2 separate regions of the Homo sapiens genome follow, and region 1 is linked to region 2. A link is a contact called in ENCODE Hi-C or POLR2A ChIA-PET data. All regions are on one chromosome and are shown on one strand. Each heading gives the region's core, a stretch centred on a gene start or an enhancer-like site at or near the end of the contact. The rest is flanking DNA. Distances are from core to core; before and after follow the strand shown. Region 1 holds the start of DEPDC5 (DEP domain containing 5, GATOR1 subcomplex subunit). Region 2 holds the start of AP1B1 (adaptor related protein complex 1 subunit beta 1).

The links. A loop is a pair of places that touch in the nucleus more often than their neighbours do. ChIA-PET counts read pairs that join two places held with the same protein, here RNA polymerase II (POLR2A). Pooled maps may share reads with other maps.
Region 1: a map of ascending aorta shows a loop between it and region 2 (12-fold over the local background). The contact joins the promoter of DEPDC5 here to the promoter of AP1B1 in region 2. A Hi-C loop is called at or near these places in 1 of 168 maps with a recorded cell type or tissue (ascending aorta) and 8 of 50 pooled maps. POLR2A ChIA-PET finds 5 or more read pairs at or near these places in 1 of 52 experiments (naive thymus-derived CD8-positive, alpha-beta T cell).

Annotation. Positions count from the first base shown.
Region 1 is chr22:31,752,748-31,755,819 of GRCh38, forward strand. It overlaps DEPDC5 (DEP domain containing 5, GATOR1 subcomplex subunit), which reads left to right and starts at 1,272. Exons shown (of 43, transcript NM_001242896.3): 1 at 1,272-1,417; 2 at 2,115-2,232. The coding sequence starts at 2,175. RefSeq lists a silencer at 1,037-1,346.
Region 2 is chr22:29,386,843-29,389,864 of GRCh38, forward strand. It overlaps AP1B1 (adaptor related protein complex 1 subunit beta 1), which reads right to left and starts at 1,728. Exons shown (of 23, transcript NM_001127.4): 1 at 1,582-1,728. It also overlaps a transcript of RFPL1 not described here.

The DNA.
Region 1 (3,072 bases), core at 22-2,521, 2.4 Mb after region 2:
TACCTAACTTCTCCTGAGTCCCAACATAAAGGCATCCATGCTTAAGAACGTTGCTTGTCCTGTCCCAGGGTCCCCTTGGTCCACTGCAGAATCTTTCACTACAGTGTAACATGTTTTTTCTTTCAACATTTTTAAGTTTTCCAAATCCGTAAGAAATGGGCACTGTTAGTATTAAAGATATAAAGAAATTTAAGACAAGTGCTGTGTCGTTTAGATTTAGCAGTCAGTGTGATTAGAAGCAGCAGAGGAGAGGCGTGACCCAAGACACCGATTCTAGTTATAAGGTCTCTCTGGCTTCAAGAGGGGAAGCAGGGAGTCCCTATCGAGTTGCTGCCGCTCAGGTCAGAAACGGTGGACTGGACTAGGGGGCGGGGGTATCAGTGGCAGCAGGCGGAGCTGGCAATTGTCAGGAGTCCTTGGCCAGAGCCTGACCCAGCCCACCCAGCTCTCTGGTTTTCTGCTTGGAGAGAAAGATATCCTGACAGACGCGAGTTTAGGCAGTGCCCTGGGTATGACCAAAGGATGTTGGTTAAAGGCCCCGTTCTGGGAACGGGTCAGGATTCGTCCTTGCTTCCTTCTGAAGGGTTTTGTGTCCTCAGGCTGTTTCCTGGTTTGTGAAATAGGATAGTATCTGCCTCCTGCATCCATCAGGTAATAGGGATGCAATGATTACATAAGGACTATGAAGCCACGGCAGCCATTCTTATTAATAACCTGAGGGGCGCAGAACGTCGTTTAGAGTTTGCAAGGGTTTGAAAAGCCCCCCGTAAGTGGACACTTCCCAGCAGAGGCCATCACCCTAACTCTCGCGTGCTCAGCCCCTTGCATTTTACAGAAGTCCTCCCAGAAACTCTCGTTGGCGCCTCTTAGCTGCCCAATGAGGCCACATGAGTCATTAACCTCGTTCATATAACAGAAAACGGAGCTCTGACGGATCTCGTTTCCCCTGTGGGGAGATCACTGAGTCGGAAACGAAGCTCTGTGGCCATGGATCTACTTCGGATAGACTAGGAGGAAATGGATTTCCTCCGTGGGGCGGGAGGCTCTAGTGCTCGAGGGCAGGAAACGCCAGGAGGTGGCCCAAGGAAGAGGCCGCACACGACGCCCCGCCCCCGGCTCGAGCCCCGGATGAGGAAGTGGTGCGGCCACCGAGACGAGACGGAGGCCCGGCGAGAGCGGCGCGGGGGCGCGAGGGCGGGAAGGAGGCGGGGCCCCGGGGCGGAGCCACCGGAGCGGCGCGGGTTCTCAGGTGAGCGCTACACGGTCGGGGCGGGCCTAGTAGGCGCTTCAGGCTTAGGGGCGGAACAGCGCGGGCCGCGCGGGCGTAGGCGGGGTATCTGGAGGAGGCGCAGGGAACCTGGAGAGGGTCCAGCCCTCAGTGCCCCGGCCAGAGGCGGGAAGGGGCTCTAGAGCTTCGGTGAGTGGAGCTGCCCGCCCCGGACTGGGGATTGGGGGGGCTTGAGATAGGGGACCTTGGCCCAGGTTCGAGTTCCAGGCTCCATCCCCATTCCGCTGTGTGACCTTGGACAAGTCTCTCTCCCTCTCTGAGCCTCAACGGCCTCAGCTGTGAAACGGAGTCAGGGAAGGTCTGCTGAGAGTTCGCACAGACCGAGGTTTGGGGAAGGAACTTCTGCCTTCCTCCTCTTTGTGGTTGCCTTGCTCAGGACATTGGCAGCAAAACGAGAATGGTGGGAGTGTCTCTTAAGTCTCGAGTGACCTTGAGCAAGTCCCTTGCCCGGAGTCACACTTTCATCATCTACAAAATGAGTGGGCTAACCTCTTTTAAGATCTCTTTACTATTTGGGTGTTATTGGTGTAGATGGAGACAAGGTGATGAGCACCCATTCAGCGCAATGCTTCCCCTATGGGGGTGTGATAGAATATCTTCTCCTAGGTTTGACTAGCCCCTGGCCCGAATTCCCCTTAGTTCCTGGATTCTGTGGTTCTATTTGTTCTCCATCGCTCCTTGTAACTGGAGGAGTGACTTCTTCCGAGAGTCACTTGGCACCACTTCACAGCAGAGGAACACCAGTATCTTCACTGGCCTAAAATCAAAGAGTGGTTGCAAGGAAAAATCTGACATTCCAACCTTTTCGTTTGTATTTCTGTGGCAGGGAGGCAAGATGACTTCTCTGCCCCAAGCTTGGAACAGCTAAAGGGAAAAACAGTGCAAGATGAGAACAACAAAGGTCTACAAACTCGTCATCCACAAGAAGGGCTTTGGGGGCAGTGGTCAGTATCGATTGGTCTTTAGAGGTTTTGTAAGTTGGCTGAGGTTCTGGTGTGTGCAATACCTAGAAATTACACACTGACTCGTGTGACAATTGAGGCTAAACAGGCGACTAAACAGACTAAAGCAGCAACTGTCATACAGTAACAATAGGAGGATGGCAGGACCCTTCTAATGCATTTGCATTCAGACTTTTAAGGAACATTGTGAATGCTGCCGGTTTACTACCCTTCATTTGTTGAATTGCATTATTAATTACAAATCTTCCGTGTATGTTCCATAAAATTCCAGCCTGCACTGGTTTGGCAGATAAGAGAAACTAAAATCGTTTATCAGTTTTTACATTGAGTGAGAGAGAAGTGGCATAGATGTGCATAGAGCAGGTATGATCAAAGCATGAACCTTTGCCTGGCTTGTAGGCATGGGAAGAAGGAGCAGGATACAGCATGTTATTCTGCACTGAGCTATAGTCTGAGTATCTACTCTGCTTCTAATTTTCCTGGTGACCTTGGGCAAGCTCCTAGTGTACCTTATCTGAAAGTTGAAGGGCTTTAGAATAGTTTCTCTTAACATCTATTTTTTTTCCTTTCTTTTCTTTTCTTTTTTTTTTTGGGACACGGTCCCCCATGTTGCCCAGGCTAGTCTGGAACTCTAGAGCTCAAAAGATCCTTCCACCTCAACCTCAACCTCCCTAATAGTTGGGATTACAGGCGTGAGCCACTGTACCCAGCTCTCCTTAGTGCCTTGAATCCATAAATCTGAAGAATAAAAGGGCACTTAGTATAATTTTTTTTTCTTTTGTAAGGGAATAATTTTCCATTCTGTCTTAACAGCATTATTTA
Region 2 (3,022 bases), core at 478-2,977:
TAGATTCATACAGCCTAGTCCTCCAGCCACCAAACCGTCTCACCACCTCCCAAGTAAGACGTGCTCTGCTCTGGCAAGAAGCCATGGGGCCTGCATATTTCTCAGAAAGGCAAAGATTCTTCCTCTGGGTACCTTCTTCCAGAACCTAGGACCAAAAGATCCCCTAGAGGTCATGTGGTTCCTCTCTTTTTAGACCAAAACGAATGCAGCTCAACCACTCTGAAGAGAAGTTCTCGACAATCTTCAAATAGTTTTCACGGATAGCCTGTTTTGTGTCTCACTGTTCCCTAAAGTCAGGAAAATCTTAGACTCTTGCCCTGAAAGGTATCACTAATAGCAACAGCCTGTAGGATTGTTTTATCCTAAAGAAAGTAAGTCGAATGCCCCTTATGAAGATCAGACAAAAAGCAATAAGGCTACATCGTGACATAAATCCAAATAAATACAACGGCAGCTAAAAATCTTTTTTTTTTTTTTTTTTTTGAGACGGAGTCTCACTCCGTGGCCCAGGCTGGAGTGCAGTCGCACGATCTCGGCTCACTGCAACCTCCACCTCCTGGGTTCAAGCGATTCTCCTGCCTCAGCCTCCCAAGTAGCTGGGATTACAGGCGTACGCCACCATGTCTGGCTAATTTTTGTATTTTTATTGGAGACAGGGTTTCACCATGTTGGTCAGGCTGGTCTTGAACTCCTGACCTCACGATCCACCCGCCTCAGCTTCCCAAAGTGCTGGGATTACAGGCGTGAGCCACCATGTCTGGCTAAAAGTCTTAAATATCCCCTACACCCCAACCTTAACTCCAGTCTTTCCTTTGTCTCTGTACTTTGCAGGTCTCTGACAGCCTGGCAGAAAACCTGGCCTTGCCTCTACTACCCGAATGACCTTACATGTGGGATTTAACCTCTCTGTGCCTCAGGGTCCTCATCGATAAAATAGGGATATTTAATCCCCACAAAGGTTGCTGTGAAGTTTAAATGTGTCATTGTAAGGAAAGTGCTTAGCACAGTGCCCGGTACACAGAAGGGACTCGATAGCCACTAGCAAGCATCTCCCTCGTTATTTTGCAGCATTATCACCGGTGTCTCCATTCAGTTAACTTGTCTTAGAGGCTCCAACAAACAAGACCAAGCCAGTGCCTAGCCGGAGGCGGGCGGCACGGGACCGTTTTCTAGTTTTTTTTTCTTTCTTCTTTTTCAACCTTGGCAAAGAGATAACGCCCTGAACAACGAGGAGGCCTCAGGATGGCCATGGAGGTGAGTCCGAAAGAGGAAATCAGAGCCCGAAGAGTTTTCCCTCAGGCCAGTGGGGAATTCCTCGGGGCCTAAGTCCTGTCTCTCCGGGCGGAAGCCCCAGGAGGTGCTGCGGGTATGGGGCGGCCGAGGAACAGGCCGGCGGCCAAGTGGGCGCGAATGAATGAACGAACCCTCAGCCCTTCCTCCTCCTCTGGCTGGGGACGTCGCTCGCGCCCCTGCAGCGCCGCGTCCTCTTCATGACCTCTGACCCCGCAAACCCCTCACCTAGGACCCCTGACCCCTCGCCCCACTTCTTCTCCTGGCTCGCCCGGGTCCCCGCTTCCTCACCCGCAGGTCCCAATAGCTCCCGGCGCCCCGGCTCGGTTCGGCTTGGCACCAAAATGTCCGCGGCCTCCACCTCTCGCTCTCCCGGTGCGTCCGGGCTGCCGGCGGCTCGGAGCCCCGCGGCTGTCACCTGCCGGGCGGAAGTGAGCTGCCCGCGCGCGGGTACTTCCGGTGGACGCAAGGCCTGAAGGCGGGGTCAAGGGTACAACCCTGGCGGGGGTGGTGCCCGTGGGGCGGGGCAAGAAAAGGGGAAGAGCCCAACGGTATTAACCCCTCGGCAGCCGCGGCGCTGCTATGCTGCAGTCTCCCGCAGAGCCCTTGGGAAACCATCCCGCTAGCCAATTCAGCGTGAGGGGGCCGGGCAAGGTCGTAGGGAGTTTGAAGTCCATCTTCTGTGTAAAGACGGCAAATCTGAGGTTCTAAGAGGGGCAGGGTTTTGCTCAAGGTCACTCATTTTTTGTTTGTTTGTTTGAAATAGGGTCTTGCTCTGTTGCTCAAGCTAGAGTGCAGTGGCTCGAAGATCTGGGCTCACTGCACCCTCCGCCTCCCAGGCTCAGGTGATCCTCTCACCTCAGCCTCCCAAGCAGCTGGGACCACAGGTGCGCAGCACTACGCCCGGCTAATTACTTATTATTTACTTATTTATTTTTTGTAGAGAGAGTCTCACTTTATTGCTCAGGCTGGTCTCGAAATCATGGACCCGAGAGATCCTCCCGCCTCGGCTTCCCAAAGTGCTGGGATTACAGAGGGGTCTCTCTCTGTCCAAACTAGGTTTACAGCTCTAGTTTGGACCCCTCCATTCTTAAGATGAGTGACCTTGAGCCAGACACAGTGGCTCATACCTGTAGTCCCAGCTACTCGGGAGCCTGAGGCAGGAGAATAGCTTGAGCCCAGGAGGTTGAGGTTACAGTGAGCTATAATTGCAGCACTGCACTCCAGCCTGGGCGACAGATCCAGACCCTGTCTCAAAAAAAGAAAAAAAATGGCCGGGCATGGTGGCTCACACCTGTAATCCCAGCACTTTGGGAGGCCGAGGCGGGCGGATCACAAGGCCAGGAGATCGAGACCATCCTGGTTAACATGGTGAAACCCCGTCTCTACTAAAAACACAAAATATTAGCCGGGTGTGGTGGCAGGCGCCTGTAGTCCCAGCTACTCAGGAGGCTGAGGCAGGAGAATGGCGTGAACCCGGGAGGCAGAGCTTGCAGTGAGCCGACATCACACCACTGCACTCCAGCCTGGGCGACAGAGCAAGACTCCGTCTCAAAAAAAAAAAAAAAGAAAAAAGAAAAAAACCATCTGCAATCCCACTGACCTAAGACAATCACTTTTAATATTTTGGTGAATATTCTTCCAAACTTGATAGATCATTTGTTTTTTTTTGTTTGTTTGTTTTGAGACAGGGTCTCGCTCTGTTGCCCGGACTGGAGTGCAGTGTCGTGAT